Regions from separate parts of the Mus musculus genome. Here regions 2 and 3 are each linked to region 1. A link is a loop called in an ENCODE intact Hi-C map of the cell type or tissue named here. Cell type or tissue: heart. All regions are shown on one strand. Links, peaks and the distances in the headings refer to the core of each region. The heading gives the core; the rest is flanking DNA. Region 1 holds the start of Zfp420 (zinc finger protein 420). Region 2 holds the start of Zfp27 (zinc finger protein 27). Region 3 holds the start of Zfp74 (zinc finger protein 74).

What was found. Peaks named below come from ENCODE experiments on the same cell type or tissue, not always from the same donor. Only the 100,000 strongest peaks of a DNase experiment are listed, where the experiment ranks them.
Region 2: it touches region 1 in a loop (3-fold over the local background); 17 of 42 quality-filtered maps call a loop at or near these places.
Region 3: it touches region 1 in a loop (2.4-fold over the local background); 7 of 42 quality-filtered maps call a loop at or near these places.

Annotation. Positions count from the first base shown.
Region 1 is chr7:29,854,877-29,864,894 of GRCm38, forward strand. Zfp420 (zinc finger protein 420) reads left to right here and starts at 5,103. Exons shown (of 4, transcript NM_172740.2): 1 at 5,103-5,217; 2 at 6,140-6,192. In heart, for the core only: CTCF peaks have their summits at 5,234 and 6,979 (motif pointing right); a DNase peak (open chromatin) is centred at 5,125; H3K4me3 peaks cover 1,330 bases; H3K27ac peaks cover 618 bases.
Region 2 is chr7:29,903,559-29,913,576 of GRCm38, forward strand. Zfp27 (zinc finger protein 27) reads right to left here and starts at 2,546. Exons shown (of 5, transcript NM_001037707.1): 1 at 2,496-2,546; 2 at 342-501. Zfp383 (zinc finger protein 383) reads left to right here and starts at 4,959. Exons shown (of 5, transcript NM_001243908.1): 1 at 4,959-5,093; 2 at 6,625-6,689; 3 at 8,611-8,737; 4 at 9,032-9,127. The coding sequence starts at 5,087. Mir7668 (microRNA 7668) reads left to right here and starts at 2,951; the gene lies at 2,951-3,009. In heart, for the core only: a CTCF peak has its summit at 2,922; DNase peaks (open chromatin) are centred at 2,663 and 4,993; H3K4me3 peaks cover 4,077 bases; H3K27ac peaks cover 3,824 bases.
Region 3 is chr7:29,949,695-29,959,712 of GRCm38, forward strand. It overlaps Zfp74 (zinc finger protein 74), which reads right to left and starts at 4,371. Exons shown (of 6, transcript NM_178384.4): 1 at 4,161-4,371; 2 at 2,020-2,196. C230062I16Rik (a long non-coding RNA gene) reads left to right here and starts at 2,359. Exons shown (of 4, transcript XR_003946630.1): 1 at 2,359-4,262; 2 at 7,266-7,340. In heart, for the core only: CTCF peaks have their summits at 4,339 and 5,223 (motif pointing right); a DNase peak (open chromatin) is centred at 4,307; H3K4me3 peaks cover 2,468 bases; H3K27ac peaks cover 2,028 bases.

The DNA.
Region 1 (10,018 bases), core at 887-8,886:
TGACTTCAGGGGCTGGAGACATGGCTCAGTCATTAAGAGCACTGACTGCTCTTCCAGAAGTCCTGAGTTCAAATCCCAGCAACCACATGGTGGCTCACAACCATCTGTAATGAGATCTGATGCCCTCTTTTGGCATGTTTGAAGACAGCTACAGTGTACTTACATGTAATAAATAAATAAATCTTAAAAAAAAAAAAGAGGTGACTTCAGCCAAGGAGTTCAATAATCAAGTAGATAAGATGACCCATTCTATGAATAGTCAGCCTCTTTCCCCAACCATTCCTGTCATTCCCCAATGGGCACATGAATAAAGTGGCCATGGTAGCGGAGATGCTTTGGCTCAAGAACATGGACTTCCACTCACCAAGGCTGACCTGGCTACAACGGTTGTTGAGTGCCAGATCTGCCAACAGCGGAGACCAACACTGAGTTCCAGATATGGTACTATTCCCTGAGGTGACCAGCCAATGACCTGGTAACAGAGTGACTACATTGGAACACTTCCTCCTTGGAAAGGACACTTTGTCTTTACTGGACTAGATACTTTTGTTTTTTTAAGGTGGGTGCAGCGAACTTTATTGATGGTATTCAAAGAGAGTAGGGAGGGCTCCCTAGGCCCCTCCTGTTATTATGGGGGTCTGGGGTGGAAATTGTGAGGGAGATGCTCAGTGTTGGGGGCCGAGTTGAGACAGGGACTCCTCAGCAACCAAAGGCCTCTTTCTTGCTCTCAGTGTCCTTGCTGGGATGGGTGATCCAGGGTTTCTTACTCCTTGTAGGCCGTGTAGGCCATGAGGTCCACCACCCTGTTGCTGTAGCCGTATTCATTGTCATACCAGGAAATGAGCTTCACAAAGTTGTCATTGAGAGCAATGCCAGCCCCAGCCTCAAAGGTGCAAGAGTGGGAGTTGCTGTTGAAGTCACAGGAGACAACCTAGTCCTCGGTGTGGCCCAGAATGCCCTTCAGTGAGCCCTCAGATGCCTGCTTCACCACCTTCTTGATGTCATCATACTTGGCAGGTTTCTCCAGGCGGCACATCAGATCCACAATGGACACATGAGGGTAGGAACACGAAAGGCCATGCCAGTGAGCTTCCCATTCAGCTCTGGGATGACAGTGGATATATGTTGTTCTGGGCAGCTCCATGGCCATCACGCCACAGCTTTCCAGAGGAGCCAACATGGACTAGATACTTGTTCTGGTTATGGATTCACTTTCCCTGTACCTAGTGCTTCTCCCAAAACCACCATCTGTAGACTTGCAGAATGCCTTACCCAACTTCATGGTATTCCACACAATATTGCTTCTGAGGAAGGAACTCACTTCAGAACTAGAGAAGTACGACAGTGGGCCCACTACCATGAAATCCACTGGTCTTACCATGTTCCCCACCATCCTGAAGCAGCTGGCCTGATAGAAAGATGGAATGGCCTTTTGAAGACACCGTTACAGTGACAATTATGTGCAGCACCCTGGAGGTGGTATATGCCTTGAATCAGTATCCAATAAATTTCTCAGTTTCTTCCATAGCCATGATCCAAAAGTCCAGGAATCAACAGGTGGAAATAGTTCCATTCATTACCACCCCTAGTGACTCACAAGGAAAATGCTTACTTCCTGTTCCTGTAACCTTAAATTCTGCTGGTCTAGAAGTTTTGGTTCCAGAGTGGAGAGTGCTCCTGCCAGGAGCAACAACTATTCTATTGAACTAGAATCTCAGACTACCCCCTGCCCACTTTGGGTTTCTAATGCCCTTAAACCAATCTTTTTTTTTTTTTAAAGATTTATTTATTATTATAAGTACACTGTAGCTGTCTTCAGATGCACCAGAAGAGGGCGTCAGATCTCATTACGGATGGTTGTGAGCCACCATGTGGTTGCTGGGATTTGAACTCATGACCTTCAGAAGAGCAGCCCGTGCTCTTAACCACTGAGCCATCTCTCCAGCCCCTAAACCAATCATTTTTGATAGGAATAACTGTTCAGAGGGGTAATTGATCCAGATTACCATGGAGAAATTGGATTGCTTCTCCACAATGGAGGTAAGAAGGATTATGTCTGGAGATCCTTTAGGGCACCTCTTGGTGCTACCATGTCCTGTGATTAAAGTCAATAGGAAACTACAACAGCCTAATCCAGACAGGACGACAAAGGGTGTGGACCCATCATGAATAAAGATATGCACCACTTCTCTATGAAAATACAAAGACCTGCTGTGTTTTTGCCAAGTGTGAAGGAAATACAGAATGGGGAGTAGAGAAAGGTAGTTATAAGGGTGCATGACCAGTTACAGAAAATAGACTATGATTGACATGTTTCTGTCAAATTTTGTTAAGATATTTGTTTTCTTTCTCTAATTTCTTTATCGTGTGATATAGCATCAATTAAGAAATTATCAATGGTTATCATACTTAAGTTTGAGATACTAAAAGAATGTCCAAGACACACTGCCACCTATCTTAAATTTATAATGCATTTGCAATTGTATAAGGTATAGCTTTATTCGACATAATTATAACCTGCTTATTTTTTATTTTGAAATTAAGCATGATGTAAGGAGATATGATATGAACTTGTAGTGGCCATCTTTGGCTATCAACTTGACTTTATCTGGTCTACAAAGTGAGTTCCAGGATATACTGAGCTATGTAACGTACCCCATCTTAAACAAAATTTTAAAAAATTAAAAACAAAAAGTCTATTATTATCTGTAATATCAATCATGGTTGATGGCAAGCTTGGAGCATTAATTTTTGGATGATATGACTTTGGTAGGTTTTGTTTGTCTGTCTCTTGAACAAAATGTGATTATGTTATATTGTGACAAGCCTTGAATATTGTCTCTAAATATAGTTATTGTTTTATTTGTTTTACAAGCATCTATTATGGATATTTTAGTTGACAACTTGACTGCATCTCAAGTTAAATAAAACTCCAAAACGAGCACACCTGTGAGGGATTTTTTTCTTAATTAAATCATTTGATGAGGGGGGTCTACTTCTTATCTGGACCTTTGAGGTAGGAAGACCCACCTTTAATCCAGATCTTTTGGGGTGGAAAGATCTGCCTCTAATTAGGGCCACACCTGGAAACCTACATTAAGGACATGGAAGAAGGACTCCTCCCTCTTTCCCTGCTTGTTCTCATCCTTGTCATTCCTTTCCTGGCATTAGAGTCAATTTCTTCCATATTCACCTGTGTGCCAAATTCTTATTTTGTCAAATCCTGAAAATTTTGCCATTATACACAGTCTTCTTAATGCCCACTTTGAATGTGTCTTCACTATTTATTTTTCATTACCAAGATAATGTGTAGATTTCTTCTTCTTGTAGAAAACTTGCTCCACATTCTAGGTAAAGCTGAGCTTCCCTTTGGCCTCCATTCCTGTAGCAGTTCCTTCCCGAGGTAGGCACTGCATTTGTCTTAGATACTCTCCTATTGCTGTGAGAAGACCCCATGACTAAGGCAACACAGGAAAATGAAGTGGAAAGTTCTGGTCTCTTTGTGACATGGATAGTTTTCTGGAAACTGTCTTATGGTTGTGCTGAAGCAGACATGTGGGAAGTTGTTTTGCTGAGAACAGACACGTGGTGTTTTTCTGGAAGCTACTTGGAAAGAAGGCATGTGATGTTTTGTTAGCAGATGCTTGAGAGAACATGTGATGTTTGAAAAGGGTATAAGTATAACCCAACAGACATAGGTGTTGGGTGACAGTGGGTCATCTTGCTATTCTTTGCTAGTCACCGTTTGTTGTGATTTCGTAGAGAGAAACACACCAAAGAACTTCCGGTGGCATTCCAGTGGCTTCTTGCTGCTTCTGTGGACTCTGGCCAATTTGGAAGAGCCTTGAGGTTTCTTCTGGATGGACGCAAGCCACTGCTATGGCTGATTCGTGAATATTGCTTACAAGTGAGTCGAGCTACCACTGCTGATTCCTGTGAATTGAACTGCCTGCTGCTATCCTGACAACAAAGACTGGGATTGCCCCAAAGAACTATTTCTAAACAGCCCACATCCTCCTCTGCCCTATTAACCTTTCCTTTCCACTGCCTCTGGTGGGTGGTAGGCTAGAAGGGAGGTTAAAGCATTTAAGCACACTTAAGTTGGTTTTGAAAAATACAAGCTTACTGGAAAAAAAAATATATATATATATATGAATGAGAGAGACAGAGTCTTTCTGTGTAACCCTGAGTATCCTAGACTTTGTTCTATAGACCAGACTGGCCTCAAATTCAGAGATTCACCTAACTCTGCCTCTGGGAGGAAAAAATACTTTTGTTTTTTCAAGACAGAGTTTCTCTGTATTGCCCTGGCTCTCCTAGAACTTGCTCTGTAGACCAGACTGGCCTTGAATTTAGAGATCTGCTGGCCTCTGCCTCCCAAGTGTTAGGATCAAAGGAGTGTGTCAGCCCTGCCTGGCTGAAAAAAAGAAAAAAACACTTTTAATTAGAGGCTTGCAGACAGTTTCAGAGGGTGAGTCTGTGGTCAACATGGTAGGAAATATGGCATCAGGCAGGCTCTGCCCTAGAGCAAGTAGGTGAGAACTCACATCTGATTCTAAGGCCTCACTTGGGCTTGAACCCTCAAAGCCCACCTACAGAGGTACACCCCTGCAACAAGGCCACATCTCCTAACTGAGAACCAACATCCAAATATATGAGCCTGTGGGGGCCATTCTCCTTCAAACCAATGAAGTGGAAACTTAAGGGTTCTTTGAAAGTCGTTTGGAAGTGGATACAGGTGAAAGATAACACAGATCATCATGAGCAACTAGTCAATTATTCCAGAAATATGTAGTGACCCTTCACAAACAAACTACAGTGGCTGAATCTCTGTTGAGCAACCCCACATGTGGTATAAAATCTCATTACCACAGGTATAAATCACCTCACAAATATTGCGATTGGGGGGAGAGAGGGAGGAAAGAGGAGCGGTTTGGAAGGAGAGAGGGGGAAGGGAGGGGAGAGGTGGAAGGGAAAGAGGGAGGGGTGAGAGAGAAGGTGGAGGGGAGGGAGGGGGGGGCAGGCATTGGCCCCAGCCATTGGACTACATTTCCCAGAGCCACCGGGAGCAGAACGCCGTTTCCGTTTCCTGGCGAGAGTTCGGGGTACTTGCGTCACGAGAGGGTTGTGTCTGGAGGATCTCCTAAGCATCCCATAGAGCAGGCTGCCTGTAGTGGAGCCCGGCGCAGGAGGCGGGACCCTGAGCTTCCCTCGGAGGTGAGCGTGCTGAGGAACGTCTGGAGGACGTGTCTGTGGCATTAGGTGGCGGTGTCTCCCGTGTATACGCCACAAGCCTGTGCTTTTGGAGCCTGTTGCGACCCTTGGTTTGTGGTTGGCGTGCTGTGTGTGAATGAGTTGTGACACACAAGGGTGTGTGTGATTGTTGCTTATCTCACTAGAGATGTTTCTGGGACTGATGGTGTCGGCCCACGTGTATGGTGGAGAAACGGTGCTGTTATAGCGAGGTATTTAGATGTTTATGTCACTCTGAGGTTGTTGATGTACCTGGTATCCTGTGCATAACTGGCTTGCCTCGGAAGACATGTGTGATAGTGTCACTGAGATTACGATTGCTTGTTTCCGTCGCCTGTGACTTTTATAGTGTTCTCCCATTTGGGTGACTGTGTGAGTGCGTGTGTATGAATGTATGCGTGTGTGTTTATGTGTGTACGTGTGTGTATGTGTGTGACTGTAGGATGCTGTGTGCTGTACTCATGATTGTAAAGAAAGTAGAAGTTCACCCTTGTAAAAGAATGTCGCTGACAGTATTTGTCCCTGACAGAATGTTTGGTTATTGTACATGCTTGGGTCCTATATACGAGTTAGTGCTCCAACGGTGTAGCTCTGACAGTGTAAATTGTGACACTAGCAATGTGACTGTGGAAATTTTCTTGTTTCTACCTGTGATCCTTCCCTGATGTGGTAGGGTACAACGGTGAAATTTTGTTGGAATTCATGGGGGGTCCCCACCATGAATCTACCAAAGGATCCTGAGTTGCTTGTGACTTTGTCTCTCCCCAATTACTCCCAGAATGTAAAGACTTAACCCCTCTGTGGGGACGGAGGAAGAGGTTGTCTCTAATTCAGAGTATATGGCAAGAACAACATAGCATCTCATTTAACTTTTTTATTCTCAAAGTACAACACAGAAGAGGAAAAATGGCCATTGTCCATCTAGAAGGGAAGTTTGAGGTAAGCAGATATTTGTCTCCTCAACAGCCTTTATCATGTCAGAAAACGATCTTTGTTTTACTTTATTGTTGTTTTTGTGACTGTCTCCTACCCAAGTCTTCTCTTATAATGGAGGAACAAGGCAATTTATTTATTCCTATTTACTTATTTTTGAGGCAGGTCTCTGCCTGGTTTGAACCTCTTTATGTAGTACACACTGGCCTTGAAATCATAAAGACCCATCGTCCTCTTCCTTCCAAGTTCTGGGTTAAAGGCATGCATTAACTCAATGGCATTTGATGTTTATATTTTGAGAGTAATGAAAATGTGTAATTTGTAATAGATGTTTTCCAATACTGGATACATTTATAAAGAATGGATTTGATGCTCAAATTAAAAGAAAGAGCATTCTTGTACTATTTATGTAACTTTTGGGAGAATTTAGCTTTTGTTTCAGTTTTTTGTTTTGGTTTTGGTTTGGTTTGGTTTTCTTTTTGAGACAGGGTTTCTCTTTGCAGCCTTGGCTGTCCTAGAACTCACTCTGTGGACCTGGCTGGCCTTGAACTCAGAAATTCCCCTGCTTCTGCCCCCTGAGTGCTGACATTAAAGGCATGCGCCACAACCACCGAGGGTCTTAGCTTTTTTAATTTTTATATTTTCAGTACCATCTTGCTTTATAGCGCCAACTAGTCAAATTCTTACTTCAACCTTCAGTTTTGTTTTGTTTTTGTTTATTTAGTAAATGAAGTCTTCTATTTGTGTGCATTTGAGTGAATTTGCTCCATGTTGTATGCAGGTACCTGGGGAGTCCATAAGAGGGCACTAGAGCTTCCATTACAGGCAGGTGCGAGCTGCCAGATGTGGGCGCAGGGGAACGAAACTGGGATCCTCTGCCACTGCAGACTTCATTCTGTTCTGTTTTGGTTTTAGACAGGGTCTTGAGTCGCCCAGGTGAGGATCCTTGAACTCTTGGTCCTATTGTCTCTGCCTCTTAAGAGCTGAGAGAGGATAGGCCTATGGTCTGTTTTTTGTTGTTGTTGGTTTTTGGTTTTTTGGTTTTTTTAGCTATTGAGTGGAATTTTAAAATGAGAAATTAGACGCACAGCTCGAAAGTCGTTATGTATCAGCCGTTTCCTTTCCTGAGCCATCTGTCACTCACAACCAGTATCCACTTGGCTTTTGTCTCTAATTGCCTTTAACCCGTGAGATGCCTTCTTCCATTTTCAAGTATTTCTAATAGATCTGTTCTTTCTCACTTCTTCGTGTGACTTGAATCCTTTTAAATTTACCAAGATTTATCTCCTGACCTACAGTCTGGGGCGTCGTAGTAAATGTTCCCTGGGCAATGAGGAAGACTGTATTCTTCTGCTGTTAGGAAGAACAGATGCCGTTGGGGTCAGGTAGACTGGTTGTGTTGTTTAAATCTTCTAGACATTTACTGATTTTTTTAAAAATTTATTTATTAAATGTATCTCTTTTTCTTCAAAGGTGATCCCGGTAAGCCACATAGGGGGAAGCTGTCCTCACCATACCAGATTTAGTACACACAGAACGCTTTGCAGTCTTCCAAGGGAGTTGAAGCCCTCAGCCGTCACGTCCCATGCACACCTGCATCCCTAGCCCAGGCCCCTCCTTTCTTACATTCTTCTCAAAGGGTAAAACCTTGAGGACATTAATCCGTGCTTTGACGCGGGTCTCAGTTCTTCCCACCCCAGCCTGAGCTCCATCTTCCTCGCCTTTGTGCTCAGTCTAGAAGATGGTGGGAAGCTTTGGTTCAGTGTTCTCTTGGCAATGAGAGGATTTCCCCCCTCAGGGTTGATTTACTCTCACGGTGAGGTTCCCTGGAGGAAACTCAACAGCGGGGGCGCTGGCACTTTATCCCAAATTGCCCTGTGCTAACACTAAATGGTTCATAAACAGTTAAAAGTTTAGCCGTGACTTCCCTGTTGGCTCATTGCCTTAATGCTGGTAGCCCTGCCCCCTCAGGCCCTCCCACTCCGGGGAGTAGGTATTCTGTGCCTGTATCAGTTATGTCAAATACTTGATGTTATATAAATGGTATATAAATCCTCTCTATTGCTACTGATTGTGTTTTCTCAACTGATGCTTCTACTTACTGAAAGATGTTACAATTCCCTTTTTTTATTATTTTATTTATTTATTTATTTTTTTTTGTTTTTCGAGACAGGGTTTCTCTCTGTAGCCCTGGCTGTCCTGGAACTCACTCTGTAGACCAGGCTGGCCTCAAACTCAGAAATCCACCTGCCTCTGCCTCCCAAGTGCTGGGATTAAAGGCGTGCGCCACCACACCGGGCGTACAATTCCCTTTTTAAAGTAGCTATTTATGTATGTGGTGGGGTGGGAGGGGCAGACACGGGTGTGGGCCTGCCATGCGGTACACGTGGAAGTCAGGGCAGCCTCAGGACTTGGTTCCTGCTTTTTTTCTACGTGGGTCCTGGGAATACAGATCATGTTGGGAATTCCTTTAACTGACGAGCCATCTTGTTGGCCCACAATTTCTAACTGCAGACTGCCTTTTCCATTAGTTCTCTTGATTTTTTAAGTTTGAATTTTTGATATTTGACATACAGTCAGGGTTTCTGTGTAACAAGTTGATCTTATTTTTGTTACTTACTTGTTGGTGAGCTGGTGGGTTTCACTGGGGTTGCTTATAAGAACAAGCAACCATAAACTGCTTATAAAAATCTCCAAGGAAGGGTGTGGAATTGATCTTATTTAAGTCTAGCATTACCTTACTTTTCTTTTTATAATTAAAGTATATTTCCTCTAAAGACCAGATAGCTGGAACTTGCTTTTTAAGTTTTATCACTTCCCAGGTTTAGAATGTTTAAATTGTTGCTAATATAATTTATTTTAAGCCCTTTAGATATACAGGTGTGTGTGTGTGTGTGTGTGTGTGTGTGTGTGTGTGTGTGTGTGTAGACAAACACTTTCCTGGGGAAATGGGACACACACACATCTACTCACCCCCAGTAGGAGCCCACAACCAATGTACGAATACCAGGAAAGTCCAACTTGGTGAACCAATGAGTTTTATTGGAGTTATTTACAGGAGCAGAAATGACTCAAGACAGCCGCATCACCAAAGCCCACCCTGGATGACAGCTCACCAAAGCTGGGAACTGGGAGCTCACTGCCTGTAGGCAGCCCGTGTTGGAGAGTGGCTTTTCCAAGTGACTCTGTTCTTAGACCTCTTCTAGGCAGCTCAGCTGGTTTCTGCTTCCAGGCAGCTAGTCTGGTCCCAGTCTTATTTGTAGCTCAGCTGGTCTGAGAGTCTTCTGCTGCTTGGCTTGTCTCTACAGTGCCTTTCCAAAGCTGCAAAACCCTCAAAGGCTAGCATTACATCATCTCTATAAGCAAACCTTTCCCAGAGGATGGGCAGGGCAAGGAACATCCTGAACTGTCATCTTCTAACAAGTGGTGGGTTTACAGCCTTGGGGAAGCTCTCTGGAAGTCTGCTCTCACTTGTCCCCAGCAAGTGTCAGGTGAGCCCAGTAAGAAGATACTAAAGTCAGACATAGGCAGCGTCTGGTATAGCATGGAAAGGGCCCATCCATTCGTAACACCTGCTTCCTTTCCAGGTTGGAGACAAAGCCTGGATAGGTGCTGCTAGCTCAGTCAGGTCTTTTCTCACTTGATGTGCACAGACCTCCTCAGGACCAAAGGCGGGCGTCCCTGCTGCACCTGCTCTCCCCTGCTGCACCTGCTCTCCCCTGCTGCACCTGTTCTCCCCTACTGTCCCTGTTCTCCCCTGCTGCACCTGCTCTCCCCTGCTGTCCCTAATCGCCCTGCACTCCCCTGCTGCACCTGCTCTCCCTGCTGTCCC
Region 2 (10,018 bases), core at 825-8,824, 49 kb after region 1:
TCAGTGTGGCGCTCTGAAAAGAAATGGCGCCATTCCTTCAGAAACCCTATCTGGAAGTAATTTCTACCAAAAATTTTATCCACAGACAACAGATAAACACGGTAGGATGCCAAACAACAGTCTCTCATGATGGTCCACCCTCATTGCCTTTGGAGTGGATGACATTGCTCAGGTGTTTCTTGATTTTTCGATAAATAGATCAAGATTGGTTCCCTGAGGGGCAGGTTTAGGGGTTCAGTTGTTCGGGTGGCCTATCTGCTTCTCCTCTGAGACTCCTGGGACAAATTAGGGACATCTACTCCTTGGAGGAAGTCTCACCCCCAAGACCCCGCCCCCCTGACCTCACATGAGCTCCCAAGATCCTCTGGGGCCAGTGGTGTAGCTTCCAGGGTTGAAGTCCAGTCAGTTGGCATGATCACGCTGGGTCTAGACCCTGTCCTCTCAGCAACCAGAAGCTTAGCGGTCCTCTATGAGTTCAGTCAGAGCTGTGAGGAAGAAGTGCTGTGGAAGAAGATCTTGTAAGGAGCCGCTCAGAGATACCAAGATACCCAGAAATGTCAAATCCTTAGTCATTAGACATTCACCACTGAAACACATGCCAGTTACCTCACAGAGCAGTCGTTCTCAAACTTGAGCAGGTATGCACTCAAATTATCTAGAGGTATTGTCAAAATATAGTTAAAAATTCTCAGCCTCACTCCCATGACTTCTGCTCCAGCAAGTCTAGAGATCTAAGAATTTATGCTAATTAGTCTCCATTATTATGCTGAAATTGTTGTACCAGGGACTAGCCTCAAGAAACAGTGCTGAGAGAATAGAAAATTTAAGAAAATCTGGGTCCGGGGAGACATGTTAGAGGGTAAAGCGCCTACTACCATATAAGAAACATAGCAATGCTTTTAAAAAGCCAAGGGGTAAGAACCGGACAAAAGAAAGAAAACTTGCAAAATGGAAAGATATTTGTGAAACTAAACTCTTTTACAAACTTATGGTGGACACTCTAATTGCTACAATATTCCTTGAACTACTTAGTCATACCTATTATTAAAAATAACTGGAGGGATGTAGTAAGGGTTGGTGAGACCAAAATACATTGTATACATATAGACTCTTCAAAAAATAAATATATTTTGTAAAAATACACATAAGTGTTGATAACAATATAACTTCAAACATATAAACCAGAAATGGACCAAAGAGAGATGGACAAATTACATTTCCATTGTGAGCAATATCCCTCCACAACTAAGCAGACAAAAAAAAAAAAAAAAAAAATCTCTAAGGGGGCTGGAGATATGGCTCAGCAGTTAAGAGCACTGACTGTTCTTCCAGAGGTTCTGAGTTCAATTCCCAGCAACCACATGGTGGCTCACAGCCATCTGTAATGGGATCTGATACCCTCTTCTGGTGTGTCTGAAGACAGCTACAGTGTACTCATATACATAAAATAAATAAATTTAAAAACCAAATCTGTAATGTCTGCTGGTGTGGTGATACAGGCCTTTAATCCCAGAAATCTGGAGGTATAGGAGGGTGGATCTCTGTGAGTTTGAGACCAACCTGGTCTACAGAGTGAGTTCCAGGACAGCCAGGGCTCCAAAAAACAAAACAAAACAAAGGCAAAACTGTAAGGTCATATGATGGTCACACAATATATATGTGTATTTGTGTATGTATATGTGTGTGTGTATATATATATATATATATATATATATATATATATCCATACATACATATATGTGTGTGTGTGTGTGTGTGTGTGGTTTTTTTGTTTGTTTGTTTGTTTGTTTTTTTTTTTGCTTTTCGAGGCAGGGTTTCTCTATGTAGCCCTGGCTGCCTGGAACTCACTCTGTAGACCAGGTTGGCCTCGAACTCAGAAATCTGCCTGCCTCTGCCTCCCAAGTGCTGGGATTAAATATATTAATATATATCACAACATATTGCGATATATGTATATACATAAGCATACACACACAACACAATTGAGGAACGATTATTTTTATGCAATGTGGCATTTATGAAAAGTGATTATGGTATCGACCATAAAACATTTTTCAGCTAGACCACTACCCAGAGATATTATCTGAAACAGAAAATGCATTTCCAAATGACTCCTGGATCACAGAAAACGAATTAAAAAAGAAAGCCATTTATATTTAAAAGACAATAAAAAATCTACATATAAATACATAAGAATGTAAAGTATTACATTAACCAAGGCTAAAAATTAATAAGCTAAACTTTGGGGTTAGAAAGCAAACTTATCAAAAACCCCACGAGACCCTCAGCCACTCATCACATTCCCTAACATCACTCACTTGTCATCACAATCACACATCACCCGGCCGACCTCCCTCCTCCAAAACTCAGAGTTCCGTTATTGATCGGAGAAATCCTTGCCACTGACAACCATCAACACAGCAGACAGCACCCGGTCACTAACTCCCAACATAGGCACACACTACTGACTCCACAGAATTCTAGTTGAAACCAACCGGAATCATCTCGGATGACTTCTTGCCCTTAAGACTCAATGGAAGCAGCACGGGGGAGGGGGAGGGGGAGGGAACCACCTTCAAGCACCAAGGTCACTTCCGGTCTTAAAAAAAAAAAGGCCCTGGGCTATTAGTACTGCGCATGCTCAGCATTACCTCCGATGCCAGAGGACTCCAATAACCCACAGCGTGCTTACATAGCTTCAAGATCCTTTGTACACAATTCCTTAGGAGGATCGATTAACATAGTCGTGCCCAGAGATGCCGCGTAGGCCGCCATCTTTCAAATTTACGCATTCCGTACAGCAGAGGAATAGCTATCCAGCCAGATTACACGGAATGAGATAAAGAACGTAGACCCAAGCACTGTGGCCCACGTCCGAGCATCATCCGATAAGAGGAGGTTCTTCTGGACACGGGGTCATGAGTTCTGTAACACTGAGAAACCTAGTTGCCACTCTGAATAACCTGCTCTCTGTGGAAGAAACCATGCGGTGCAGGGGATTCAGAGGAGAAAAAAAAAAAATTGAGAGGGCTTGTGGGAGAAACCATGTGGAAATGAGGGGACAAATCAAAGTGGTACAATCCACTTTGTAAAAAAAAAAAAAAAAACCATTCATGAAAAAGGTAGAAAAAAACCAGCAACTCCAAGAGCATCAGACCAGTATCAGAAGCAACTGGAAGAGTGTCAAAATCTTTAACAAGACAAACCACATTGGGAGATAAAGTAGAATCTGGGATAAATCCCTTGGAAGATACCGCCGTGAAGCTCCCTTCACGTCAGGGTGTCGGAAGGACAGAGAAGAATGCATGGGTGAAGCCCATCCGTTTCCGTTATTCTCCACTCTAACCACCTCAAGTAAACTAGTAGGCAGCTGTAAGAAAAAGAATAGTTTAATGCTAGGCGTGATGGCACCAACATGTGATTAAAAGCACGTAAAATTAAAATATAATTAATGGATAGCAATCTCCTTAGTGTGTAAATGAAGCCTTAATTTAATACCATGGCTCACCCTCTAAATATCTAATTAAGCTCAAAAGACTGACATTACAAGCTGAAATAGGGCCGGGCGTGCTGGTGCACGCCTTTAATCCCAACACTCGGGAGGCAGAGACAGGTGGATTTCTGAGTTCGAGGCCAGCCTGGTCTACAAAGTGAGTTCTAGGACACCCAGGGCTATAAAGAGAAACCCTGTCTCAAAAAACCAAACCAAACAAACAAACAATGCTTGCTTATACTGCTCTGCCTAGGACCGGAGTTCTGTTCCCAGCTCACAAATCTGTCTGTAACCCTAGGTGATGTAACATCCCTTTCTGACCTTTACAGGCAAATACAGGAAAAACAAGCCAGCGATGGTGGCACACTCCTTTAATCCCAGCACTAGGGAGGTAGAGGCAGGCAGAGATTTCTGAGTTCGAGGCCAGCCTGGTCCACAGAGTGAGTTCCAGGACAGCCAAGGGCTACACTCTGTCTCAAAAGACAGAGAGAGAGCGAGAAGAATTGTAAACAAACGCTTCTATTTCCTTTATTAAAATCAACTAATTTAGAGATTACTGTAACAACCACAAACGTGTGACTAGATATACAAACTCATACACATAACTCATAAAATAGAATATTGTGCAGCTAAGAAAGGAAATATTTATATAGAAATGAGTCCCATAAACACCAAAGTAAAACGGTGTACCCAGTGTATGATGAAGCTTGCCTTTGGTCCAAGCATTTGTGAGACAGAGACAGACTGATCTACGTGAGTTTAGTGCAAACCAAGTCTGCATAGTGACTTGCAAGTCCGCCTAGAGTGAGACCCAGACTCAAAATAAATAAAAATTCGAAGAGAATTTTTTTCACTACGTTATAACAGAACCCTATACCTATTCGGGAACAACCACTCGTTTACAATTCTTCCTAAATCTGATAGATTTTAATAACTAATATTCATTCTTTTTTTTTATATGCCACCTAAATGGATCATATAAATCCTATGCTGAGCCTCGCCAACAGAAAAGGGTAAAACGGAGAATCTGTCGTCATCCTGAAAATTCCTACAGTGAGTTACAAGGCCCAGAAATGTCCAGACTCAGGGTGTGGTATCTCAGAAATCATTTCAACAACTTTGTTCCAGGAGACCAGTGCCACGCAGTTCCTTTTTTAGACTACATTTCCCAGAAATACACGCGACTCTACACAACTTCCGGTGCAAACCTACTCCAAAAACATACAGTGATTCTCTGAGATTGGCCCCCTATCATGGAAGGGGCTCAATGCATTGTAAGAGTTTCTGTCCGAGTTTGTATATCTGTCTAGGAATTTCACGCACAAAATTGAAAATGCGGAACGAGCTCCTCGGCCTGCCTCAGGCCGTGCTCTGGCGGGAAATCCGAGAATGGATGCCATCTTCCCCGCCAGTTCCAATCGCGGACTACATTTCCCAGAAGCGTTCGCGAGTGCTAGGCAGCCCCTTCTTTTGCCTGCGGGACCCTCGTCGTCCGGGGACGGGAAAGTGTACGGCGAGCGGCCTATAGGCCCTTGTTAAGGCTCCAAAGCTGCGGCCCTGGGGTCTGAAGGGAAATACCAGTCAGTATCTGAGATGTCAGGTCAGTGGGAGCTGGTCTAGCAGGATGAGCAGCAGTGAGGCTTTGGCTCTGTTTAAGTGTGACCTTAAGTGACTCTAGGACGCAGTGAGTGCGTGGCTGTGATTTTTAGGATTCTTTGGTGGGTGTGTCAATGACCTGTGAACATGCGCAGAGCTGTGTGTGTACGTATGCACGTTTTCTTTATTATATGTGATTAATAACTTTGTGGCAGTGTGTGTGATTGTGTCCCAATGTGTTTGGACCTATTGTGTGTAACGGTATAGCACCTGTGTATGAGGGATATATCAGATAGCCAGTAATTATGCTTCCAAGAGTGTTAATCAGAGGGGGACTGTCTGTATGTTTGTATACTATGTGTATTGGGTACCTGTGACTGTGAGGATGTTTGAGTGTGATTATGTAACTTTATGTGATACCATGAGCATGGTTGGATGTAGCTGATCTTTGTTACTTTGTGGGTTCCTTTATTCACCGACCCTTTATACCCCCCCCCCCCCCCCACACACACACACACAACACCACCCTCCTGCTAGATAGGAGCGAAAGAAAAATAGATGGGGGAGAGAGAGAAAAAGAGAGAGAGATCCTTGACTCTAATTTGTTTCTTCTTTGATCATGACTGCTAACAAACCTTACCATACTCCCTGAACAACCACCAATCCAATCCTGCTTGTCTGGACCCTAGCATTTATGTATCCTCTGAAAAGTCCTCAAAATTTCAAATGCCACACAGTTGCAGAAACTATCTGCCACTGGCAAACCCATACCTATGCTAGAGCACAGGTAAATGAGCTGCTTTGAGGTAGCCCCATATTCCCACACGCACCCCACACGCACCTGGAATTAAAGCAGAGACATACTCTCAGAATATTTCTGTGGGTTTTTTTTTCAATTTTTTTTTATTATTCCTGTGGTTTTTAATGAAACCAAAATTCCAGAATTCTCACTACAATTGGAAGATGGCATGTAATTGTCAAGCTGACAGTATGTGTGTCTTAGGGGCTGTTATGTTCTGTTGAATGTGTATTGTGTATTGATTGTGTAAAATTTCATGAGGGCAACTGGAAGTGATTATAACTGTTGTGTGACTCCGCCGTGAGTCTCCTGTTGTGCCCGTTTGTAGCACTGTGGTTTTATGTGGTGTTGTATTTAAGGGTTCTATAAATGTGGTTGTGATTTCATCCTCAGGATGGATGTGTGACTGTGACTATCCAACCATACATTGTTGTGCTGTCATTTGGGTAGGGTGTGCTTGTGAGGATATATGTGGTTCCATGGTGGGTGACTGACAGCAGCTGTGGGTTTGTAGATTTGGTGTGCCTCTGACTGCCCAAGTGACTCCAATTTTCTGTCCTAAGAGACCCCCAGTGAGATAAGAACAGATTCCAGTATTGGACAACATAGGCTACATTCCTTCTCTGACTCTAGACATTATCATGAGAACCTAGACTTCTCCCTGGGTGACAGGTATGGATCCAGGGTGGCCTTTTATTAAAAGACTTAGGACTTCATGACTCATTTTTTCCCCCAGCTCCACTCCTCCAGAGGTACCCAGTGGAGAAAAGAGGAATGGCGGTGGACCACGCCAAAAATAAGGTACACTGGGGTTTCTGTTGGGATGACCCACAAATACTGTATTTTCTGGCTATAAAAAAGTGTGTTCTTGTTTTTCAATTATTTGGAGCTGGTGACAACTGGCTAGTAGGACATGTAAATGTCACTTCCATGCCTCCCTTTAAAAGTAAGGCGACTTTCCCCAGCCTGCTAGTAGAATAAGGAATGTGACTTTTTGCATAATAAAGAGCAGTTGGCAGGAATTAAGGGGGTGGGACTTCCAGGCTGGCAATGTTGCCAGCAGACAAAGATGGAATCAGAAGGCCCCCAGGACAGATAGAAGCAGCTAGCAAGAACCACTTGGAGAAACAGAATGGCGGAGGTCAGGATAAGTTAGTAGCTGAGACACTGTCCCAGCAAAACTTAACAACAGCTTTAAACTATGTAGCTGTCTCCATGTCTTAACACAGACTTATCAAGTGACCCGGTTCTTCCAATTGTCCATTCATGGAAATGATGGAAAACTCCAACATAGACACATGGCCTGTGTTCTCCCTGACTTCCTTCTGTTTAATGGTCACATGTTAATTTAGGAATTAGACAACTTACAGTTTTTGTTTCTTTCTATAACATGGTTATTTCAAAGAACTTGGAAAACAGAGCCAATTAAAATTTTTGCTACACAAGGATAACCTCTGTTTGATCAATTTCCTTTTCATGACATTTTCAAGGGTGGGATCTTACAGCATTAACCATTTCATATATTTGGAGTGAAAAACTATGCGTGGCAGTTGTGTGGTTTGGTTGTTGTTGGCTTTCTTTTGATTTTTGAGACAGGCTGGTCTCAGACTCTGCAAGTAGCTGAGCATGACCTTATACTTCTAATTCTTCTGAGCTGCAATTACATGTGTGAGTCACTATACTTCTGCATGTATGCATGTATGCGCAGTACCACATACATGCCGTGGAGGCCAAGAGAGGGTGTTAGAGTCACTGGAACATACTGAAGGTTGCGAGCTACCGTGTGGAGGCTGGGATCCAGACCCAGGTCCTGTGCAGCAGCAGGAAGCACTCTTAACCACTGAGCAAGCACTCAGCCCCCATTTTGAGTTTTTTGTGTAGTTGGTTGTGTTTAGCTCTGAGGCAGGGTCTCTCGCTGTAACCCAGGCTGACTCCGTGCTTTAAATCAGTGGCTCGCAACCTTCCTAATGCTGCAGCCCTTTAATGCAGTTCCTCATGTTGGGGTGACCCCACCCATAAGATTACTTTGTTGGCCCTTCATGAATGTAACTTTGCTACTGTAATGAATCATAATGTAAATATCTGCTCTGCGGGATAATTGATTATCCAGAACTACTTGGTTATCTAGAACCACTTCTCTAGAGTCTCCTGCTTCACTTCCCTAGTACTGGGTCACTGGTATAAGCCACCATGCCAAGTTCTGTACAAGGGTTTGAATCTTCTTTTAAAAATCCAAGCCAGGCAGTGGAAGATTCTAAGAAGTTTGAACTGTGTGTATAAGCTGTTGAGGTTGTACAGTCAAAAATCAAAACGTTTGGCCACCAGAAAAAGAACTTGAATTAGTAAGAAATGAAGGATTGTTTTGGTGTTTGAAACCAGGGCATTATGCGCATTCTTTATGAGTGAGCTAACTCCCCAGGCCTGTTCTTTGAGACTTGATCACACTCTATAGCTAAGGCTGGCCTGGAACTCACTGTGCAACCTGGGCAGACAAGACAGCTCAACTCCAAATCAGTCCTCTTGCCTCGTCCTCCCTGGGGCTGGCTTATAGTCGTGCAGCATCATGCCTGGCTTTGTGTCCTGTTTCTGGATGAACAGGCAACCCAGAGGTCCCGGGTCTGGTGACATCATGGAGTGGCTCTTTTGCTCAGCCGGACAACGCAAGCACCAACATTTTGGAAGTGCTCTCTGTGTTCTAACCTGGGTGTGTTTATTGTTTCAGAAACCGGTGGTGTTCAGTGACGTGTCTCTGGACTTCTCGCAGGAGGAGTGGGAGTGTCTGGGCCCCGCGCAGAGAGACTTGTACAAAGATGTGATGCTGGAGAACTATAGCAACCTGCTCTCAGTGGGTAAGGACACCTGTATCAGCAGCGCAGCCATCTCTGCAGTGTCTGCTTCTTCCTCAAGGAATTTCTCAGCTGCCTTTCAAGCTTGCCACCTGAACTCCTGCTCCTTGTTTGCAAATACCTGGTTTCAGCTGGGCGGAAACAGAAGCCTGAGAGACAGGCGGCTCCGGTGGGCTGTGGCTAAAGCTTCCTCCTCGTCTCTGGCTGTTCCTGTCTTGACATCTCTTGCTTGGTGACCGAGGGATGGCATCCGTTTCCCACAGCGTAACTATGTTCCATGTCTTTTCTTGTAAGCAGGACTTCACATTCCCAAGCCTCAGGTGATCTCTTTATTGGAGCAAGGCAAAGAGCCCTGGATGATTGGTAAAGAGCTTACAAGAGGCCTGTGCTCGGGTAAGTGAGAAGCATTGCGCAGAGCGGTGCCCACGGGGACAACTCGCTGGTAATCCAGGAAACTGCACCTTTCCCATGTTATTTTGTTTTTTTTTTTTTTTTTTATTTTTATTTTTTTTAAAGATTTATTTATTTATTATATGTAAGTACACTGTAGCTGTCTTCAGACACTCCAGAAGAGAGAGTCAGATCTCCTTACGGATGGTTGTGAGCCACCATGTGGTTGCTGGGATTTGAACTCCTGACCTTCGGAAGAGCAGTCGGGTGCTCTTACCCACTGAGCCATCTCACCAGCCCGTTATTTTGTTTTAAAGAGTATTTCCTAATGTTATGTAGACGAGTGCTCTGTCTGCATGTACACCTGCGTGCCAGAAGAGAACATCAACTCCCATTATAGATGGCTGTGAGCCACCATGTGGTTGCTGGAAAGTGACCTCTTAACAGCTGAGCCATCTCTCCTGCCCATTGGTTGTTATTTTGTAAGCTTCTGCCAAAAACTTGGGTCTAAGTGAGAAAAGCAAGTTCTTTTTTTAAAAAAAGAGCATTATTATTATTATTATTTTGTTTCATGTATTGATTGATTGATTGATTGATTGCATGGGGCGAATTGGGGGGGGTCAAAGGACAACTGTGAGAGTTCGTTTTCTCTGTGCATGGTGTTGGTCTGGGGATCAGACTCAGGTCATCATTGGTTTTGTTTTCACATAGGAACGGTTTTATAACTGGCTTATCAGTCTTTACCTTCTCTTGTCCATCCAGAGGTCGGATGCCTAAAATCCCAACCTCCTAACAACCTGAGTTACCCTCTGGTGACCAGGCTCAATACTAGAGCTTTTCTCTTTCTTTTAAGATTTGTTGTTTTATATGTATGGGGTATGTGTGCACCAGATG
Region 3 (10,018 bases), core at 1,423-9,422, 95 kb after region 1:
CTTGCCTCTCTTTCACATTATTCCTGCTTGCTTCAAGTGCTGATGTGGTTTTATATTTGTTTTGTTTTTCTTTCTCTTCAACACCCTAAGACCTCTTTCCAGTCTCTTGGCTGAGACAGGCTGGGCCTCCTGCAGTCTAGTCACCATGAGAGTTTATAAGCTCCCACCAGCACAGCCACTCTGCTACCTGTGCCTTGCCCCATTAATTTCTCTTCCTCCTCCTCTTCTCCCCCCTCCTCCTTCCCCTCCTCTCCTACCAGCATGATCATCTCCCAAGCTAAGGCATACTCTGCCCTCTGATCCTATGTACTCTGACTACGTAAGGACATACATTTATCTCCCTCATTTCTGCTGAGTTCTCTGAGAATTTCATCCAGTATATTTTGATCATATTTACCCTTTTGGTGTGTATGTATTGGGTGGGGGTGGATTTATTAAGAGCTGTCTAAATTTGATCTCTTCAGGTTTTCTTCTGTTCTTCTCCTTGGCTCCATAATCCACAGAACTTGCTTCCTGAGACACCAGTGAATTTTATGTTACTAAATTCAGTGCATCATCTTTCTCAGTCTTCAGAACCCTCTCTGGATATTGACACTGTTTTCATTAAAATAGACTTGTTCCTCGTGTTGAGGGTAACACATTGACCTAGTTCCCTCTGACTGTTCTAGCTAGTCTCTGTCAATCATTTTTACTGATTCTCCACTACCTGTCAGATGTCATGTTAGAGTGACCCCCAGTGGGTCTTTCACCTCTACCTTTTCTGTCTTAGGTGTTCTCATTCACTCTTCTGTTTTCAGGATCATTTGTAATGGTAATTCCCCATCCCAGGTCTCCTGCACATCACACTTGTATATACAACTGCCAATGTGACATTTCAATTTGAACGAATGTATCACACTGCACATACTATATCCCAAACCAGAATCTCATTTTCTCCTCAAGTAAGATCCCCCTCCATTCTCAAGAACTGAGTTCTTAGCCAGACAGTGGTGGTGCATGCCTTTAATCCCAGCACTTGGGAGGCAGAGGCAGGCAGATCTCTGAGTTCATGTCCAGCCTGGTCTACAAAGCAAGTTCCCGGACAGCAAGAGCTACACAGGGAAAACCTGTCTCAAATAACAAACAAAGCAACCAAAAAAAAAAGAATTGAATTCTTAACTTACATTTGCAGTCTATGAATAAACACTGTGCCATCTTGTTACAGTCACATGGTGGCTCTGCTCTTGCAGCCACCTACCGCCACAGCTCTGTTTTATGCTGTATTGAGTGTACTGCCTGTTACTACTGCTGGTCCTGATCTCCAACATATTTCCCCTGGACTATTCTAAGATCTTCCTGGGGCTGGAGAGATGGCTCAGCGATTAAAACACTGACTGCTCTTTCCAAGGTCCTGAGTTCAAATCCCAGCAACCACATGGTGGCTCACAACCACCCATAAAGAGATCAGATGCCCTCTTCTGGTGTGTCTGAAGACAGCTACAGTGTACTTATATAATAAATAAATCTTACAAAAACAAAAAAACAAAAAAAAACTTCCTAATTGGTCTTTCTGCCCCCTCCCTCACCCCACCCCTGACCCTTCTTCACTCCTTTTCCAGCTGTCACCAGAGCAGCAAAAGCTGCCATTGAGCAGATAGATTATTATCCACATGCTCAAAATACCTCCCATCTCACTCAAGGTACTGCGGTCTACGAAGCCCAACTTCCTCTGCTCTCCCCCCACCCAGCCACCCCTGGCCTTCCCCCTCCTTGGCTGTTTCAGCCACTGCCAGTGTGTTCATCAGAGCAAGCATGAAAACATCAAAACCTTGACAACTGCATGTTCCCTGTATGGAATAACCCTTTCTCCGTTGTACTTGAACCTCGCTGTGTTCCTCCTGTCATCTACCGCTCCTTTTCTGTCCTCCCTGGCCCTCCATCTAGACTCTACTTCCCATCTCTAATTCTAAATAGCCTCCTATTTTGACTTTTTTTTTTCTAAGTATTTTTCAGCATCTGATATGGTTCATATTTACTTACTTTGTTTATTATCTGGTCCTCGGCAATGTAAGCATCATGAGAGGGGGGGGGGTCACTGCTTCTTTTGTTCGCTGCTATATCCCACACACCAACAATTGACTGATATATGTCCAACATTCAATAAATATTGAGTTTATAAAAGGCTCCTCAGCGCAGGAAGAACTCTGAAAATGAGAGCTGAAAACAGAGCACCACCTTAGGAAACAAATCACAAAAGAGATCTTTACTTAAATGATTGATCTTGCTAACGAGTACTGCTGTTGTGCCATGAAACCTTCATGAACCCCAAAAAGACCACCAAGGAGCCCCATCCAATGCAGTCACATTAGGGTCTCATGGGCTCCCTGCCAACCCTGACACAGCAGAAACACGGTGCCCTGAGTTCAGTTTCAGGCAAGCATTTATAGAGGCAAGAAGAAGGTATCTAGCCTGGTGCACACCTGATTGGGGATTCATTATGGCCTTTAATATAAATTTAAGCCAAACCATAAACTTAACTCCTGCTTTCCTCCTTATGTTGGTTGTTAGGAAGGGAAGTGTCAGGGTCAGGCTTGTAACCTGGAGGTGCAGATCTGGTGCCAGAAGCAGGTTTTGTTGGGGGGTAACCTGGAAACTGGTAGGCACAGGTCTTGTTGGGGTGTAGCCTGGAAACTGATGCTAGCTATTGGCCTGTTAGCTAACTTTAAGTTCCACCTTAGGTCAGGTTCTCTAAGAGGAGACGGAGTCTGAACCCAAAAGGTTTGGTCTCTCATTGCAACCTAAATTTTATTTTATAACTATGAAGGTAAAGATTCTGTTACTTACAGTATTCATTGCTATCCAGGGTATATCTCTATTCCAATATTACTGAAATACTGATGCATTGATTATTTCAGTAATATTGTAGGATGTTAGAACTTTACATTGGGTATAATTATTTAGATTTTGGAAGATTTTAATAAGGATATGCTTGTTAACATATCAACTCCACTTCTAAAAGCCACCCGAAGAGAGGGAGGAAACAAGAGGAGGTATGAGGGAGGAAATGGGGTACATTACAGCATTGCCAAACAGTTCTGCATGAACTTGGTTTATAACTTCAAGAGGTTGAAAACAGAAATTAATCAGGATATATATATGTGTGTGTGTGTGTTGTGTGTGTGTGTTTAAATGGTATACACTTGAAATGTGTAATTGTTGATGTCAATATGTTAACAACATCAATGGTTAAATAAGAGCCGTAAGTTACAGAACTGTATATATGATGTTACTGCTCTTTTTTTTTCTTTTTTTTAGATTTGTTTATTTTATGTGAGTACACTGTAGCCATCTTCAGACACACCAGAAGAGGGCATCAGATCCTATTAGAGATGGTTATGAGCCACCATGTGGTTGCTGGGAATTGAACTCAGGACCTCTGGAAGAGCAGCCGGTGCTCTTAACCACTGAGCCATTTCTCCAGCCCGTTACTGCTCTTTTAAGAGGCCATGCTCTTTATATGAGCACATAAATGTACGCGTTCATGCTCACGAGTGTAAAGAAGTCAATTTGTCAGGAGCTGCATGACTGACTAGGAGAAATAAATAATTTTTAGTCTTTGGGCTTTTCTGTATCTTGCTATTTGGGAAATGGAGTTGGGCTGCAAGGCAAATGAATTTCGCCTGTCATGTACACAAGACAGTTTGTCAATACAGGAAAATAGTCAAGTCCTGGAGATACTGATGCTTCATATAAAAATATTTTCAATTATTATAAACGGCTAAAGGTAGCACTCGTTCAAACGCGGTCTTCACACATCTCCACACAATCCTACCCGCCTAACTTCCACCCACAGAGTTTTTCATTAATGCATTCATTCATTATCTCAGCCATCACATGTGCACCCACGTTCGTAAAGGCACATAAAGGATAACGAGCAAATTATAGTCACATCACGGCTGCTGCAAACCGCAGGCATCCCGTCCTCTACCCACACCCGCGACCGCTCTACAGGGCCCTGGCTTCCACCCAGCACAAAGAGTCCTGGCCTCCAGCTCACGGCTTCCGGGACTCAACGCTGAGCCGGGCCACGGGTCTCGATCCCCCAACCCGACGCCGCCCAAGGCTCACAGCCTCCGGGCTACGGCCTGGTGCTGCTAGGCTGGGAAAGAAGACCCACAAACCTGGGTCCGCTAGGCGCAGGGTAGCACTTCCCAGAGGGCCGCGCGGCTCGCCGGGCGGGTCTGGCCTTCGGCGTGCGAGTCAGGAGAGTGGCCAAGGCTCGGGTAAGGGCGCGGCGCTGCGGCAGGGGGACCGGCTTGAGCCTGGGCGGGTTTTGTAGCAGCGGCTACCCCGCGGCCTGGCATTCACAGCCTGGGGGTGCAACTTGCAACTGAGAAGAATCCGAAAGGATCCCTTGCGTTCTTGCTTTGAACTACATTTCCCAGAGCCCTTCGCGGCCCGAGACCTGTGCTCACCCAAATGAAAAACTGGCCCTCGGCTATGAGACTTTCAGGGTTAGGGAGTCTGAGCCAGGAAGAGAGCACGGCTGAGTTTGTTTAGTTCCCTTGGATCAGGGCTCTCTCCCGAGATTGTCTACCTCTTTATGATGGGGATGGTCCTCCGGAGTCACAAACTCTTGGTAGCAGGCAGAAGGAGGAGTTACGTGAATACGTGTGTGTGAGAACTAGACTATGGGGTCAGGGTGTGGAGTTTATAGAGTTAAGAGACCTTGAAGTTCAGTGACATTTAAAACTGTGTGAATTTGCAACCACTTTTGTAATCATGGCTGGGTGTTCTCTTGCAGCGTTTCATTGCTATCTTCCAATTTTGTCAGAAACATGCTTTTGTCTATACTTCGTAGACTCCTTGTTCTGACCGACAGTGTTACTGGACTGTTAACGTAGGATTGTAAACACCATTGCTGAGCAATGTCTACATACTAACTAGATCCTAAGGAAACGGAGCCATTTACTAGTCAACTAGACCCTTGTACCAGTTAGCCGTTCTCTCTCCATCAAAACAAAACAATCACCACTGGGGAGGGGGACGTTATTAGATATACGTTTTTACAAATACTTTCCACCCTTGCTGTAGGAGTAATTTGTCCTTTTATTGTCCTGATAATACTCTTTAGTGAACAAGGGTTTTTTGTTGTTGTTGTTGTTTGTTTGTTTGTTTTAAAGGTTTATTTATTTCTACTTGACGTGTTTTGAGTATTTTGTCTGCAGTTCATGCATGCAATACACAGAGAGACCAGAAGGGGGCATCCGATTCCCCGAAACTGGAGTGGCCTGTGCTTGTGAACCACTCCCTGAGAGTTCTGGGAATGAAACATGGGTCCTCTTCAAGAGCAACAAGTACTCTTGATGCCTAATCTGTCTCTCAGCCCCTGCTTTAGATAGATAGTATAGTGTACATAGTTCCTTTATCATAGTATTTAAGCAACATTATTTTATTTCACACAGAATATAGAACTCTAAGCAATAGTTTGTTTCTCTTTTCCTTTCATAATATTGTTGCTGTCAAATAAACTTCTTGAATTTGCCATCGCTTGACATGTAGCCCAAACTGGCCTCAAGCTCAGATAAATCGCCCAGCTTCTGTTTGACAGGCCCACCCCCATCCTAACTTTTATTTTCTGTCTATCCCAGCACCACAGATAGCTTCTCCCATACAGTGTTGGTTCCTAATCAGACACCACAGAGAATTCCATACACAAACACATATCCATGATTCTAACCCTTCAACGTTTGTCCGACTCAATCTGACACTCTCCACAAATCTACCACAGCACATTTAAACATCACAAATATCATATATACTGTGAACACAATCAAGCACACATGACTCCAGAAATGTTTGCCTAACCCAGCAAATCATGTTTTCCACTGTTACACTCCAAGAATTGTGTACATACATACACACTCAGAGAGTTAGGTATTATTCTCAAAATCTTGAAATTTTTCCTGAAGAAAAATACTATGTGTTTGAATGAAGTACAGAGTCAGATGAAGACAATACGGAGGGCATGGCTGAGTGGCAGAGTGCTTGCCTGGCATGCTTGACAACCTGGGTTCCATCCCACAAAAAGATCTGTGAAGGGACTAGAGAAAAGGCTTAGCAAGGAGCTGGAGGGATGGCTCAGTGGTTAAGAGGAGCACCCTCTGCTCTTCCAGAGGTCCTGAGTTCAATTCCCAGCAACCACATGGTGTCTCACAACCATCTGTAATGGAATCCGATGCTCTCTTCTGGTGTGTCTGAAAACAGTGACAGTGTACTCATATACATAAAATAAATAAATCTTGGAAAGAAAGGAAGGAAGAAAGAAAAAGAAAGAGAAAAGAAAAGGCTCAGCAATTAAGAGCACTCTGGGAACTGATGCCCCAAAGATATAGGCAAAAATACTCATACACATAAAAAGTAAAAATAATTAAAATATTTTCAGTTTACTTTATGTGCATGGGTGTTCTGCTTGCATTTGTGTCTGTATACACGTGGTTTGGCGGTGAGAAGAGACATTAGGACTGAGGCTTGTCCGTCCCACTGAACTCCAAGGTGCTATAGTCCCTTCTATCCAGACTACATTTCCCAATGTCCTCTGGGAGCCCAGGCAACAGAGGAGCTTCCCCCCCCCCCCCCCCCCCCGTCCCCCTCCTACTCAGAGGCTAGATTCTCCAACTTGTGGCAGCTGGAGTGGAGAACATTCCAGAGCCTTCAGGGAAGAAGCGAGACAGGGAAGTGGCTGGGGAGTGTCCACCTGGAATCTGGTCGCCAGGCCTTCTGTGCGTCCCTGGAAGTAGGAAATGGTTGTTACAGTTCTGCGAGCCTGTCACCCAATGTGCGACTGAATCTATGCCTGGTACCTTCCCTTTCCCCCTTGTGCATCATCGGGGAGCCTCCTTGTGACTAGAATGTAAGTCCGTTGTTAGTGATGGCAGCCTGTGGCACCAGAGCGTCTGAGACGTGTAGGAGAGAGTGAACATCTGACATCATGTACATCCATGTGTGTGACAGTGGCTGGCAATGTCGTCTTTGAGACTTTGAGTATGTGAGTTTCCTGAAACTGTCACCCAGTGTCTTTTCTGTAAGCTCTGTAAAGTTGCTGCCCAAGGAATAAATTGAAAATGACTTGAGCATGGATTATATCGTATGCAAACCAATTCCTATGTCTCTACCAACTCTGTTTACTGAAGGGAAGGTTGCAACAGGAGGAAGGAACATCAGATGGTAGGTAATGTGGATGCTGAGAGGAATGCCAAGTTTGCCGTGTTCTTTTCCCATCTCAGCTAGCCCAGATCGCCATTTCTTAGGAGGAGCTGAGAGGAAGAGTGGCTGTCGGACTTCTTAAAGCCGTGCACCAGGTGAGCTGGTATATTCTCTCTCCTTTAATTCCCTTCCCACCTTTCAAAGTGAGCTGACATTAACTTCCCTGCTGCTGAAATGATTTGGCCTATCCAGCATGGGAGTCCCATCCCTGGCTGTCTCGCTTGATTTTATATTAATTTCTTTCGCTCTGTGTGAAAGTCATTCTGTCAGCTCACTACCTTAAATTGTAAATTTTTGTCTTTTTTTTTTTAAAAAAGATTTATATATTTATTTTATGTAAGTACATTGTAGCTGTTTTCAGACACTCCAGAAGAGGGCATCCGATCTCATTAAAGATGATTGTGAGCCACCATGTGGTTGCTGGGATTTGAACTCAGGACCTCCGGAAGAGCAGTCAGTGCTCTTAACCACTGAGCCATCTCTCCAGCCCAATTTTTGTCTTTTTTCAAAAGATTTTTTTTCATTTATTTATTTACTATATGTAAGTACACTGTAGCTGTCTTCAGACACCCCAGAAGAGGGCATCAGATCTCATTACAGAGGGTTGTGAATCACCATGTGGTTGCTGGGATTTGAACTCAGGACCTTTGGAAGAGCAGTAGGTGCTCTTACTCACTAAGCCATCTCATCAGCCCCTCAAAAGATTTTTTTTTAAGCATATGTGTGCTTATCTGTGTGAGTGTGTGCCACCTGTGTGCTGCTGCCCACACAGGCCAGAAGAGGGAGTCAGGTCCTCTGTTGCTGGAGTTACAGGCACTTGTGAGCCACCTGACCTGAATGCTGGAAACTGAATTTGGATTCTCTGCAAGAGCATAGCAACCCTCTTAAGTATGATCCACCTCCCCAGCCCTATATGCATTTGTGATGGGTGGTCTTACACATACTATGCCCTCATCTTGGCATGCTATTCCCCCTTATTTAAGATAAAGGTCAGCTTAATTCTAGATACTTTGCAAAAATCATCATGCATGAACAAATTTTAAGAACATGGGGAACCACAGATTTAGTTCGGGGGGGGGGGGCTTCCTCTTTTACCTACATTGGCTGCTTTAGTAATCTCATCTTGTCTCATGACTTAAAATACGCTTTGTGCATCTAAATCCTTTTTACCTCCATTGGAATCAGGGTCTTCCTGTGTAGCACTTGTTTCTGCCTCATGACTGATGGCACTAAAGGTGTACACCACTCCACCCAGCTAGCTCTCATCCCTGAACTTGACTTTCATATCTAACTGCCGACTGAGTTGTTCCTGTGGTTGCAGAGTAGTTATCTCAAATGCAAACGTCTTCCAGCTGAATGAAATTCGGGAATGGGAGGTGATGTGATCTGTGCTCACTTGAGTAGGGTCTCTCTCTCTCTCTCTCTCTCTCTCTCTCTCTCTCTCTCTCTCTCTCGCAATTGAGAATAAACTGAATGGGTTGAGGCTGAAACGGGGCAGCAAACCAGGGAACTAAGGAGCTCTTACAGACATGCTTATCTCCATTGCACGTGCTACAGTTCCATGAGGAGCTGGGTCCATTCTACCTGCAAACAGAGCTAGAACGGGACTACGTTCCACTGACCACACAGCTTCCTTCCCATTTTGAACTGTCATCTCCCATGTGCAGTGTGGCTATAGTCTCTTAACTTGGCTCTCTGCTTCTATTCTCCCGGCTTTCAATCTGTTTCATCCCCGCTCTGACAGCTTTAGGCTTCTTAAACTTGAAATTCTCCTGCCGCACACCATGCCCAGCTGCCTGCAACATTTTCATCAAGGTTGGTTGACTCTGCATGTGGAGAGGCTGAGTACATCATTTGTTAGGGGACAAATTAATTGTGAATTTGGGACTTAAGCCTTTTTTAAAAAAATGCAGCGCCAGCCGGACAGTGGTGGTGTGTGCCTTTAATCCCAGCACTTGGGAGGCAGAGGCAGGTGGATTTCTCAGTTTGAGGCCAGCCTGGTCTACAAAGTGAGTTCCAGGTCAGCCAGGGCTACACAGAGAAATCCTGTCTTGAAAACAAGAAACAACAACAACAACAAATGCAGCACTGGTAATGAAACTCAGGGCCTTTGGCATTGGAGGCAAGCACTCCTGCCACTGAGCAGCCTGCAGCCAACCCTGTGCATATTTTTTTTGATGATCATATACAGACGAGCAAGAGGGTGAGGGTGAGAGGGATTGCTCTTGCAGAGGTTTTGAGTCCCCATGTAAGACAGCTCAACACTGCCAGTACTCCAGCTCTAGGGGATTTCTGACGCCCCCTTCTGGCCTCCACAGGTACCTGCACTCATGTCTACACAGACACACAGACACAAAAATAAATCTTTAAAAAAAAAAAAGAATGGTATCAAAAGATGGCCTAGTCGGCCATCACTGGAAAAAGAGGCCCATTGGACACACAAACTTTTTATGTCCCAGTACAGGGGAACGCCAGGGCCAAAAAAATGGGAATGGGTGGGTAGGGAAGTGGGCGGGTGGGTATGGGGGACTTTTGTGATAGCATTGGAAATGTAATTGAGGAAAATACGTAATAAATAAAAATAATAATAATAAAAAAAAGAATGGAAAAATATGGCTTGTTGTGGTGGTGGTGGTGGTGGTAGTGGTGGTGGTATTGTGGTGTTGTTGTTGTTGTGTTGTTTGGGGTGTTTCACATAAAGAAACCTGGAGTGCAACTGAATCATAGCTTAGCTCCAGATCTTTAAGAACTCTGCCCTGTCCCCTGGAGGCAG